2 separate regions of the Mus musculus genome follow, and region 1 is linked to region 2. A link is a loop called in an ENCODE intact Hi-C map of the cell type or tissue named here. Cell type or tissue: left cerebral cortex. All regions are shown on one strand. Links, peaks and the distances in the headings refer to the core of each region. The heading gives the core; the rest is flanking DNA.

Region 1 (6,760 bases), core at 1,872-4,371, 130 kb before region 2:
TGCCCAACTGGTTTCCTATCTCCAGTTTCTTCCTCCTCCGACTCATACACAGTGAACACCTGCCACAATAATGTCCCCCAAAGAAAATATAGGTGACTCTCACTAATCCTGTTGGAATGCCAATGGCTTCTTAGGACAGGGGAGTTGAGTCATTCTGTTTTCCAGGCTTGTCCTCCATGGGCTCCCGAATGCACCGTGCATCACAACTTAATCTACCCTGTGCACTCAACCCCGGCATGACTTGGAAGTAAAGCATGTATACCCTCATTCTTCTGCACCCCTCATTTGCCTTCCCCCCCAACATATACATAAGACTACTGAAATCCCACAAAGGGACCTCCAGTCTGATGTGCTGGTTGAACCATTGATCTGAACAGGCACTAGACTGAGAGAGCTAAACCCCTCCTTTTCCTATGTGCCCTACATCAGAAATGGCCCCTCCTCTATATCTCTCTGGTAATTTGGCTGGATTTCCCCTTGATTAGAGCCAATGTTCTCACATCCATGGTCCTCAAGGCAAGAGGCAGTTGTGCCTCTGTTTTATCCCCAGAGCCCTATGGGTGACATCTTTTCAATAGCCTCTTCAAGGATGTTGATGGCAATATATCAACCTGGTTCTGTGACAGTCACTGTCATTCTTCCAGGGCCCCTATGTTGATTGTAGCTGGTGACCTGCCATCCAGGACTCTCGCCCCTCCCCTCCTCATGGTCAGAAGGCCTGACTGTTCTCAAGTTCTTACTCAGAGTTGAGAGAGCCAGAGTAACCCTAGCCAGAATGGAAAATAAACAGTTGCCCAACTTCCTCTAAGATGAATTTTAAAGAGGAAATCATTGGGGTGAGAAGAACAGACTTGATTTACCAGTTAAGGCTGTTGTCCCGGGCACATGCACATTCTTTATCTTCCCGATGCCCTGTGGCACACACCTGGATAACTTCTTCGGAGTTGTGGGCAAGCAATTTGTAAAACATGGGACGGGAGCGTTAAGAACGGGGAGGGAGGCAGAGACAGAGGGAGGGAGAAGGAAAAGGGAGGGAGGGAACAAGAGGGAAGGAGGAAGGGACTCCGTTTCATCTTGCAGGGATACTGGGAACAGATGTAAACAGGAAGATGTTCACTATGCTGCCATGGCGTTTGTGAGAGGCATCGTTCTTACCATTCTGAGATCTTCTGGCTGGTCTGCACACACGTTTCCCATCGACCTAGATGCCCACTTCCCACCTGTTCATTGGCCTTTTCCCCCTGGGAGCTCTTAAGTGGTTCTCAACCTTCCCAATGCTGCGACCGTTTAATATAGCTCCCCATGCTGTGGTGACCCCCCTCAACCATAAAATTAATTCTATTGCTACTTCATAACTGAGATGTTTCTACTGTTGTGAAATCAGAACGTCAATAGCTGATATTTCTGATAGTCTTAGACAATCCCTGGGAAAGGGTCCAGGAACTCCCAAAGGGATCACGACCCACAGGTTGAGAATCCACTGTCTTAGAGGTAGATGTATACACTCTATCTGTGACCTTGGTACTAAAGTATTTAGCCTGTAGCAGATATACACAAGACCTTGGCATTGATAATAGTTACATAAAGTTATGTTTCCTAAACTTGACATCTCCCTGACACCTTTGTGCTTTGTGTTCTAGGTGAGTATTCGGTCGCTACACAGGTATGCTTGCTGCTTTCCTTTGAGGCTGTCCTTTGCAATAATGTCTCTAAGATCACAGATATGGAAGTAGCTTATGACTTTCCTAGTTAAAAAAAAAAAAACCGGTGCTCATCCAGGCCCCAGGTTCCTCTCGGAATAGTGATTATACTTTATTCTCGAAACTGCCAGGGAAGTACATGGATTCTATAATGTAGGTCTTCTGGGGAGAGGGGTGGTTCCCTGTTCTCTTACCCGTAGTGTCTTCCTAAAGTAGAATATCTATCCTGATGCCTAAATGCTTCTGTGTATTAACTATCTACTTAATGGAGGACTCATTATTATCTGAGAAAAGGGGAGATGATTTTATCGCCATCCAGAATATCACACTAAGGTGGGCTGTACATGGGGAATGTATTTTGGTCATGTTGGTTAACTGGAGGTAGATTTCCTCAATCCCTAATTTGCCTCCCTTCCTTGTGCACCCATGCCCTGTGTCTGCCCCATATCTGGGTAGTCAACCTAGGAAATGACTCATAGAGCTCTGTGGAAAGGCAGATGAAGTGAGCAAGCAGATAGTCACAAACTGAAAATGCTAATACATTTATTCAGTAAGGATACAGGAAAAGACACCACCTAGCAAATGTAGATCTAAATTGAGTAGCATGTGTTGTTCTAACTTTTTGAAATAAGAGCAATTAATAAGAACAATTAATAAGACAGCAATGCCCACTAAGAGCCAGGCTGCACTGAAACTGATAATTTCATTCTTTGAATGTGGCAGTGTGTGACCATGAACGGCAAATATTTTTTTTTCCAAATTTTGCACAATTTGGCGAAAGAAATTAAGAACTGCAGCATGACTTCCATCCAGTGGTAAGTCTGCCTCCAGAGATTCCATCCATGCAAATAACCCTAGGCCTAGCAAATACTCCATGCCTCAAAATATTTGCTACAGTCTTCCTTACAAGTCACAAGACCTCCAGGGACCAATGAGGGCATTCAGTGAACACAGTAGACTAATGTCATTTCCAAGGGAAAATTCCCAGATCTGGGGCTGACCCTGGAAATGAAGATATCGGAAGGGAGGCCTATTAGGGCTTGAAGAAACCTACCACCCGTTTCCAGCGTGACAAAAGTAATTCCCCATTCCACAGGAAGATGCCATATGGCATAGCAAAACATTTTAGGAAGAGTAGGGCATGAAACTTGATGATTATAGTAAGGATGCAAAACTCTGTGCATGCATGAATAAGAAGATTGGTTCTCAAGGAAGCACCTCACTCTGGCAAAATAGTACAGCTTCCTGGCAGAGAGCGTGAACTCTCGTATCAGATCGCCACATCTGCAGTTCCACTGTGCCATGAACTTCCGATCTGAAGGTGAGGTGCTTCATTTCTTTGCGACTCTCTTTTCCTCATCTGTAAAATACACCAGCTGTCTCACCGTGCTGTTGTGAGGTTTACAGAGAAGTTTATGTAAAACAGTTGGCATAGGGCTGGCACAGAGTGTTGCTGACTACGTCATGACTCATCCTGCCCAGATCTGTCAATCATTGACTGTGTGCAGCCACCTCATGGGAAAGGAAGTCATGGAAGTGCTTCATCTCTTTAGTTCTCTGTAGCAGGTATACCAGGTTCTTGTGTGGAGGGCAGACCATAGTCCTGCTTGGCTAGCCAGGCTATCATGTCTCATCCAGGCTATCCTTGGCACCTACTAATCACTTTCCCTAGTTTTTCTCCTCCTATCTGTCCCAAACTAAGGATTTGGTCATGTCACACAACCTGGTTTTGGCATCATCATCAGATTCCACAACTTAGGAGATTAAGCCTACGGTCTTTAAGGGTTTTCAAGATCCAGCCCCAGACACTTAGGATGGCTCAGTGGATAAAGGTGCTTGCTGCCAACCCTGACAACCTGAGTGGCTTCTGGTACCTACATTATATCCAGGAAGCAGAAGAGCAACAACTGTAAGTTGTCCTCTGACCTTCACACTTGCAATGGTATGCACTCACCTACACACATGCGCACATACACAAATAGATAAATATAATAAAAATTCGTGCCAAAGTGTGTAGGCTGGACTTGCCATACAGTGTCATTAAAGGCCATTTTCCTTCTTTGCTTTCGCTGTTGCCAATGCTCTACCATCTCAGACCCCCAACAGAACAGTCCATCAAAATCCCTAGCTTCCATCCAGCATAACACGGCTCTACTTTCTAATTCCAGCCTCCTCTGCAGCAGTGACTTGTGGACTCTACAGTGGAGGAGGCTGGTTGAGAAGCCTGGAGTCTGGGAACCAGCTCCTATACTAAGCATTCCCCACAGCTACATGTCTGGTAGATCTCTACTCCATCCCGATAGATGCTTCCACGGAAACGTTATGATAGGTATCAGCTTCCTGCTTCTTTGAGAAAAACTAATCTCCACATCTTAACCAGTCTACAACTCACATAATAGCAGACCCTTAGAAGACACTTACAGATGTCTCCGAGGCCTGTTCAGTAATTCATTCATCAACCCGGATCCCAGTGATCCCGCCCTGCCAAGCTCATCTGCATTCACTCATTGAGAGTGACTCTGGCCTGACCCTTGTTCTTCTGGATGACTTCCAAGTCCATGTAAACCCTATACACTTTTCTCACGAGGGCAGAACTGGGATGCTTGGGAGAAAGGAACCGAAGGATCCCTCCAGGTTTAATTTGGGAACAGTGTGTAGACTTGGATCTGAAAAGGATGGCTAGCCTTGGAGAGCCAGCCCCATTACAGACAGGTAAATGGGTCCAGACCTGAAAGACTCACTGAGTTTCGGTTTAAAGAATGGAATACCCAACATGCTTGGAAACCAATGTGTCAAAGTTACAGTTTCAACTCCACTAGCACATCTTGTAACCTCTTTGTGTATCAGTTTCCTCCTCTGTAATGTGAGGGCAGTAACTGAATCCAACTCGGTGAACTGTTATGAAGAGCAAATGAATTAAAATGCACACAGTCTTTGCAGCAATGTATGGTGCACGGGAGCTAGACAATAAGTGGTACCCTTGGGCTACAACTCACAATCAGCGAGAAGTATGGTTTACAACCTTTTGGCTCACACTGATGTACTTTATAGGTTGTGTGTTAACCCTAACCTTGGGTACTTGACCTATAACCCATCAGGCTAGTGTCAATACTATTAAGGTAATCTGAAACAAATTCCAACACTTCATAAAACCAGGCTAGGTGAGTCACATCTGTAATCCCAGCACTCAGGAGGGGGAGGCAGGAGGATCGGAAGTTCAAGGTTATCCGCAGGTGCTTAGCAAATTCAAGGCCATCCTGAGCTAGGATGGGGTTCAAGGGGGTGGGGAGGAAGGAGAGAGAGGGAGAAAGAAAAAGAAAATAGAACCATCCATAAGTTTAAGACTGGAAACCTATGAACAGGAGGTAGAGAAATGACTCAGTTAGCAAAGCACTTGTCACCAAAGCACGAGTACCCAACATTCAGTATGTAAAAACTGTCTATGGTATACCTGCTTGTAACTCCAACAGTATGGAGGCAGAGGGGCAAGTATATATCTCAGTTCAGAGCTCAACATTTTTTGTTGCTTGTTTGATACAGGAAATCACTATGTAGCCAAGGATCACCTCCTATTTCTATTACTTCCATACCCAGCTAAACTGCCTCTTTAAACTCTTACCCACCCCACTATTATTACAGTCTTGCAGAGCAGAAACTAAACAATGGCACTATGAATGATGACAGAGCTATTGTCCCCCATTCTGAGGCAATTGCAGAGCTCCAGAGCTCTTACCACTCAGCCCTCCTTGCTGCAACTAGTGAGACTTCCATGTCTGCCAAATCCTCAGAGAAGCGTCATAGCCTATGGGTAAGTACCAAATACTGACTGAAGAATAGCCTCTGGTTGTAACTCTACAGCCCCCAAACATTATGAACTAGAAGCCTCTTGTGGCCTCTGGCTGAGGTTCTGTAATACCAAGGAATGTAACAATTGTAATGTAATGATCAAAATTAGAGCCGTTGCTTACAGTTGGTAGAGTTCAGAGCAGAGTGACTGGTGCTCTTGTTGGAAGAGGAAAAGAGACGTTGATCAGACACCTGGGAGAAGGCAAGAATATCCTATGATGGAAACAGCAGTATAAGCCAAAGAGTGCTGAAGATTGCTGACAACTTCAAGAAGTGAGGAACAGGCAAGGGAGGTATAGTGCTGTTCCCATTGCTGTAACAAAATATCTGGCTAAGCAACTGAAGGGAGGAAGGGCAAGCTTATGTTGGCTCACAGTTTTAAGAGACACAGTCTGTCATGCTGGGAAAGGAACAGCAGGAGTGTGTGGTAGCTGGTTAAGTCACACCAGCTCAGGAGACAGGAATGCTAGCATTCAGCTTGCTTTCTTTCCCTTTCACAGTTGGAGACCTGGGACTGGGATTTCTCTCTTCAGTGAAAACTCTCTAGCAACATTGCCACAGGCACCCCAGATGGGTATGTCCAAGGTGAATCTAAATTCTGACAAGTTGACAAAGTTGGCCATTGAAGAAGGAATCTGCCCTACATATTTTAGGTTGAGCACAGCTTGGGCAGTACCTTGGTTTCCAAGTCTAGCCTTCTGGAAACAGGAAGTGAGAGAGGGTATGCCTAGTCTTGCAGTGACTTGATGTGTCAGGGTGGGGTGACACCCTGGATGAGGGGGCTCCCTCTTCTTAGAGGAGAAGAGGAGGGACAGAAGAGGGTGCTTTGGGGGGTACTGGGAGGAGAGGAGGGCTGGGATGTAAAGTGAATAAATAAATAAATGGACAAAAAAAAAGTTAAATGCTAAGCCGCTCTGTCTTGAAAAGCCACCCATTTTATCCTCTGCTTGAGCAGCCAATAAAGAGGAAGGCACCCTTGGAGATGGGGCAGACAATAACCTGTAAAAAAAGATGGGTTTTCCCTTCCTTCTGTGGGTTTCCCCACCTCTTGCAGTGGTTGCTGTGATATGTGACCATGGTTAGGATGATACTACAGTGGATAGTGTTGGCTCCATCCCATGGGCTGCCCTTCCGTGCTGTGGCTCTGACTTCTAACAGAGACAGACGCCTCAGCCTTCATGGCTCCCCTCCATGTAGCTGTCCAGTGATCATGT
Region 2 (6,760 bases), core at 2,166-4,665:
TGAATCTCTCAGCCCTCATCAGAGATGCTTCTTTATGAAATGGATAATAATTAAAACAGGGACCAACAACTGGTCAACATGCAGAGAATAATAGAGTGGAGAGCTCAGCTCTAAATGGGAAGTCTCCATCACCACCACCGCCTTAAGGCTCAGGGGGTTATCTTGGAAGAGGAGGCCAAAAGATTGCAAGAACCAGGAGGGGGCATCTATAGTAAAGCAGTATTGGTTGGAGATGGCGAAGCCTCTGCACACATGAACTCATGGTGGCTTTGACTCAATGCATAAGACTTGCAGAACACTGAGGCAGCATGGGTGGCAGAGGTACTCATCAAGTCCCACCCCTAACTGAGGAGCCATTTGCAGTCGACCGCTCCTGGGAGATGGTGAATGAGATTTTTTGGGGGATATGGGCCCTGAGAAACTAGCCATGTTCTTATGTAACGGTTCCCAACCTATGGGTTATGACCCTTTTGGGTTGTTGAATGATGCTTTTACAGGGGTCACGTGTCAGATATTTACATGACTCCTAACTGTAGCAAAATTACAGTTACAAAGTAGCAACAAAAATAAGTTTAGGGTTGGAGGGTGTCACCACAACATGAGGAATGGTATTAGTGGGTCACAGCATTTGGAAAGTTGAGAACCGCTGATAGATGGTCTCACAGCCATCCACACTAAATGGACTCTAAGTATTAAATTAGTGAGAGACAGAGACAGAGAGATACATAGTGAGACCCTATCTCAAAAAAAAAAGGAACAAAACAAAAACAAAAAAAACAAACAAAAACCAAAAATACAAAAAAACAAGAGATGAGGTTGAGAGAGGAAAATGAGGAATTTAAGGGGAGAGGATGGGGGTGAATTGGATCCAAATATACTATATGCATGTATGAATATTAAATAAAACATTTAATACAAAGTAACTGACAGACTGTTGCGTCAATATTAAGAAGGATTTGGAGAAATGAATGAGTTTATTTTCCTAGCCCTCACCTCAAATTCTGACCTCGCTGAGTGTTTGCGTAGGGGAACTCAGTTCACAGAGCCCTGTACATGGATCAGTTGCTGGCTACTGTTGTACGCAATCTGTCTCGGGTACCTGCCCATCTTCCTCAGTCAACTTCCGTAACTAGAAAGTTAATCACCAGCATTGCTTCCTCGAACCTTTGGCGGTGAAACATTTTTCTCATGGTAAATATTTATCTCTACTTTGTTTACTAACGAGGTGAATGGAGTGTTGTTCTCTCTGTTGTACGTAGCACTGCCACCAACAGGCTCTTTGCCCCTGCAGGATGACTTAACTTTGGATTTCTCCCAGATATGTGAATATCTGTTTTCCAAAGACATGGCTATGGTCAGAATTCTCATAGTTCACTATGGTAAAAGAGATCCCCACACTGTTGAGCTGTTGAGCCTGTTTAAAAAAAAAAAAAAGTGGGGCTGGCCCCAGATTAACAATAGCTACCTCCCTCCTAAGACTCCCTTATACTTTCGACATGCTCTTGCAAACTGCAAATCAAAAAAAGAAAAACTACTTTGAGATTACATCGTCTACCAGTCACCTTGGCCAAGATCAATAAAACAAATGACAGCTCATACTGTCAGGGATGTGGGGTAAGGGGAACACTCCTCCGTTGCTGTGGGAATGCAAACTTGTACAGCCACTATGGAAAGCAGTGCGCTCTGGTTCTAGGCAAGGATGGGAATAGCTCTACCTCAAGATCCAGCTAGACCACGCTTGGGCATCATCTACCCAAAGGATGCTTCATCCCACTGCAGAGAAGATGCTTGCTCAGCCATGTTCACTGCTGCTCTATGCACCATAGCCAGACACTGAGAACAGCCTTGATGCCCGTCGACTGGTTAGGCAAATGGATGAATAATAAAAATGGAAAACGAAACATTATTTGGCTGTTAAAAGAATTATGAAAATTATGGGTAAATGGATGAATGGAGCTATAAAAAAATAATCATCCTGACTGAGGTAATCCAGACCCTACAAGTCAACAGATATCCTATGTTCTCTTTTAAATGGGGATTTTAGGCGTTAAGCCTTAGGTAGGCGTTCTACAATCTGCATAACCACGGAGCTTATGTATTGAGTAAGGGGCTAGAGAGGAAGGGGAGAATTAAAGTGAGCGGAATAAAAGCTCTTCAGGCTGTCAACCCTGACATCCTCAGGGACACCGGTCCTGACAGAGATATCAACAATTTTGGCGCATTCAAGGGACAATTTCATGGGGCCCACAATTGTGTTACTCTACACGTATGTGTGTATGGCGTGTGTGCATGTATGCATGTTTGCACATGAGTGGGTAGGCAGGCACACACACAAACACACACACACACTTGTCTGTGTGTGTGTGTGTTGCTGCTATATGTGTGTTTATGTGTGTTTGTGTGTATGAGAGAGAAAGAAGAAAGAAGGAGAGAGAGACAGAGAGAGCCCTAAGCCTAATGTTGAAAGCCTCCCTGGATCTCATTCAACCCTTCACCCTGTTCACTGAGTCAGGCTTCCCCAGAGCTCACCAACATGGTTACTCTAGCCAGCCAGCTTGCTCTGGGCCTGAGGTGCCCTCTCTCCATCTTCTGAGTACTGGAATTACAAGCAGGCCGCCACATCCACCCAGCATCTATGTGGGTTCTGGGGACCCAAACTCCCAATTCTCGCTTGTACGGCACGGGCTTTATTTGCTGATCTGTCTCTTCAGCACCAGAGTGTATTACTTCAACAGATGAAATAAATTCTGTCAAAGATGGAGTGTCAGGGATGCCATTAGAATCTTTATGTGACATATTGCCCTGACCAGTCACAGGCACACCGACAGTATTGTTCCATCTGCAAAGCCCAGTGAGTATAAGCAGCACTGAATAGGGGCAGCAATTGTTCTCCTGTAATGAGGCTGTGGACTCTGTTCTTGGCGTGACTCACTCTGAGTTTATTTAGAAGTTGAGGGTGGCTCCCCGTGTTCAGACAAATTGGACAGTTTGCCACATCACCGCCATTACCACCACCTCCGATGTTGGGCTTCCTTCCAAGACATTCAGCGAGGCTCCTCAGAAAGGCACAAGCCACATGGTTCTCTCTGAGTCACGAGGAGCAAACAGCACTCAAGCCCACAGCCTGGGGTTCTCTCCACCAGACTCTCAGAGAAACCTTCATGACTTAAATTCATCCCAACAGAACGTCTTGTGTTTTACATGTATGGCATGTGTGTGGCCGTACATGTGTGCACGCTTGAGTTTATACCACGGTATGCATGCAGAGGTCAGAGTCGTTGTCTCCTTCCACCACGTGGGTCCTAGGGACCAAACTCAGGTCACTGGGCTTAGCAGCAAGCTTCCCCCTGAGCCATCTCATCAGCTCACCATGTGTGTTTGTGTGTGTGTGTGTGCGTGCGCGCGCGCGCGAGAAAGAGAGTGTATAAATCAGCTTTTCTTTATGTCTGTTTCCAAGCACAATAGTAACAGTAGAAGTGCCTCTCACATGGGATCCACACTGTGGTTTTGGAATGATTCCCTAAATAAAATTAGCCTTCTCTATTACAGCCTCTCTCCACATACACATCCTACACATTAAATATCAATCTTCAAACAGACTTTGATGCCATTTCTCTGTGTCCTCCTTACCTGCTTAAAGAACCGATGTTCATCAAAACTCGGAAGTATCTGAGATGTTCTGCCCTGGATGAATAGATAATTAGCTATAGCCCATCTGCACAGGAATGTTACCACACGTTCTGAAAGTGAAGAGTTATCAGGCTGGGGTTGACAGAACACATCTGTCATGGAAGCCCTAGAGGGACTGAGGCAGACACAGCCCGAGTTTGAGGCCAGACTGGGACCCTGCCTCCCCACCACCACCCCAGAACAAGAGCTACCAAAGAATGAAAAGATACGGAAGGGAAAGAAGCCAATCTGAAAAGCCTACAAGGCATATGGACCCAGTTACATGACATGCTGGACCGGGCAGAGCTGCAGAGAAGGAAAGAGGTCTGTCAGAGGTCAGAGTTCAGAGGGGAGGAAGGATGACCTGTAGCTACAGAAGCTTCTAGGGCAGTTGAACTACTCTGTGTGATATTCCAATGTTGGACTTATGGCTCTGAACACTGCTTCAATCCTCTGAACATGCAAGAGCAAGACACCAGCTGATAGGGGGCTGGGGGAGGCGTGTTGTCTGTGTGGACTCATCAATGGTAATAAATACTATCACTGTGGTGGGGAGCGTGGATAATGGGGAGGCTGTGGGGAGGATATATGGGAAATCCCTTTACCTAGTATTACCATGAACCTAAAACTTTTTTTGAAGCCAAGTTTATTAAGGACTATCGCACAGATGGCTCAGTCAGTAAAGTGCTTGCCGGACTGGTGAGATGACCCAAGAGGTCCTGAGTTCAATTCCCAGCCACCACATGGTGGCTCACAACCATCTGTAATGGGATCCGATTCCTTCTTCTGGTGTGTCTGAAGACAGCTACAATGTACTCATATACATAAAATAAATAAAATAAATCTTAAAAAAAAAAAGTAAAGTGCTTGCCTTGAAAACATGAAGGCTTGAAATTCATCTCTAGAACCCATGCAGAGACATCTAACTGTGGTGATGTGTGACTGTGTTCCCAACACGAGGTGGGATGGGGGACGGGCAGAGTGGAGACAGAGACAGAAGGATCCCTGAGGCTCACTGGCCTAGCACAATAGGCAAGCTCCAGGCCAGAGAGAGACCCTGGTTCAAAAACCAAGGTAGACTTCACCTGAGAAACAATGCATGGGTTTGACCTCTGACCTCCATATGCAAACATACACATGTACCACACCGTGTCTCTCTCTCTCTCTCTCTCTCTCTCTCTCTCTCTCTCTCTCCCTCTCTCTCTCTCTCTCTCTCTCTCTCTCTCTCTCTCTCTCTCTCACACACACACACACACACACACCATCTCCTGCGTCCTGTTGTTAGCTCATTTCCATCAAGATGCAGCCAAGGGTCACCTCTTATTAGGTTGTCTCTGTCTGCTTTGTCTCCCTCTTATAACGTTGGGCCACTTGGGAGCAAGGAGCTAATGCCATCTCTCTTTGGAGCCTTCTCTCCAAGCACAAGCATATAGCAGAAGCTCCAAACTGTAGATTAAACAGACGATGAGATGACTCTGTACCCTCAGCCATTGTAAAGGCACCAAGCAGCAAGCCAGACAGTCTGACCTTGGTTCCCATGCCTCTCATGGTGGGAGAGAACTGATTCCTAAAGGTTAGGTTTCTCTCTAGTCTCCGCTTGCATCCTGTGGTATGGTAAACCCACATAAGACACACACACACACACACACACACACACAGAGAGAGAGAGAGAGAGAGAGAGAGAGAGAGAGAGAGAGAGAGAGAGAGAGAGAGAAAGAGAGAGAGAGAGAGAGAGACCTTTCAAGAATGTTGGTTAAATGAATATGTAAACCAGAAAGTCCTTTCCGATCCACCCTGGTTTGATGAAGAAAATATTTAATTGGCTTCTGTAATTAGCCAATGTGGAGAGGTACATTCAAAGAGAACAGAAAGCCATCCAGTACATTCTATCATATTCCAGAAGTCTGCAGAATTGTTTCAGCGATAACCTAAGTGTTAAAAAACAACAACAACAACAACAAAAAACAAAAACCCTGGCATTCTGTAACTCAAAACAGAGTTAAAAGGAAAATAGCCCCTCTACGAATCCTGCTTTTAACTCACACCCCGTCATGATTAAAGCTGAGGACAAAACCCAGAGCTCTTGTTCCGACCAGGTGAAGAGCTCCATCAAGCTCGGCTCTCTCCCCACACTCTCTGCCCACACACACAGAGGGGCAGAAAGTACCAGGTTGTGGAGAAAGCCTCTCTGTGGTTGCAGTCGTAGAGAGAAAAAGAAACTCCCCTGGCTCCAATTTACAGTCACAAAACAAAACCTGACTTTATGGACATAAAGAACATATACATGCAGGAGAATAAAAACTCAAGAGTTCCTTCAGCAAGCAGGCACCCGCCTAATGCAGGGTTTGAAAGGAGTAATTTGTAGCTAGGGGCAGGGCTCCCATGCAAGGCACTGCTACCATTTTTTTTGTTTTTTGTTTTCCTCCCACCCCTCCAGGTAAGAGTTTTGAAAATGCCTCTAGTTTAGGCCTGTCTAGCATACACAGGGACTCCCGAGAAAGGACTTTGAGAACGAGCCTACTCATACGAGCCCGAGAAGAGGCTAGCCACGTGCAGTGGAGAATCAGGGGGCTCAATTCCTAGTCATTCCTTTGGTCTCTGTTGTCCTTTTCTGCACCAAACTCTTAAGAACATGGTAGCTGAGAAGATTTGAGGGTAATACCAGAGAGTGTCTTTATACCCTGCAACAATGGCAGCTTTCTTAAAGATTTATTTCCCTAAAGAACATAGCATGCTCCAAAAGCAGATACACCAAAGGACAGAGGGCAGGCCCTCTCACTCCTGGGAGGTAGGAGGAGAGAGCGTTTCAGGGCAGTTCTGACATCATTTCAGGGACATAGGTGGGAGCTCAAGCAGCTACCACATCCCATCCACACTCGGCAGCAAAGAGAATAAGCAGGAACCTCTGCCTGATTGCTGCTGATGCTTACACAGCCTTCTTCACTCTTATGCAGTGCAGAACCCAGCCTAGGGAATGGTGCCGCCCACAGTGGAATGGGTCAATTAACAATCATCTTATTCAGGATTTCTATTCCTGAACAACATCAAGACCAAGAAGCAGGTTGGGGAGGAAAGGGTTTATTCAGCGTAT

Evidence for each region. Peaks named below come from ENCODE experiments on the same cell type or tissue, not always from the same donor. Only the 100,000 strongest peaks of a DNase experiment are listed, where the experiment ranks them.
Region 1: a loop joins it to region 2, with 5 times the contacts of the local background. A loop is called at or near these places in 2 of 42 quality-filtered maps.

Annotation. Positions count from the first base shown.
Region 1 is chr10:67,484,059-67,490,818 of GRCm38, reverse strand. No RefSeq gene overlaps it. Among named protein-coding and RNA genes, the nearest start is that of Gm51825, 4.9 kb to the right of the region's middle. In left cerebral cortex, for the core only: no CTCF peak of the experiment used is centred there; a DNase peak (open chromatin) is centred at 3,132.
Region 2 is chr10:67,357,266-67,364,025 of GRCm38, reverse strand. All of the region lies in intron 2 of Gm46230 (a long non-coding RNA gene), which reads right to left. Among named protein-coding and RNA genes, the nearest start is that of Gm46230, 11 kb to the right of the region's middle. In left cerebral cortex, for the core only: no CTCF peak of the experiment used is centred there; DNase peaks (open chromatin) are centred at 3,018 and 3,446; H3K27ac peaks cover 259 bases.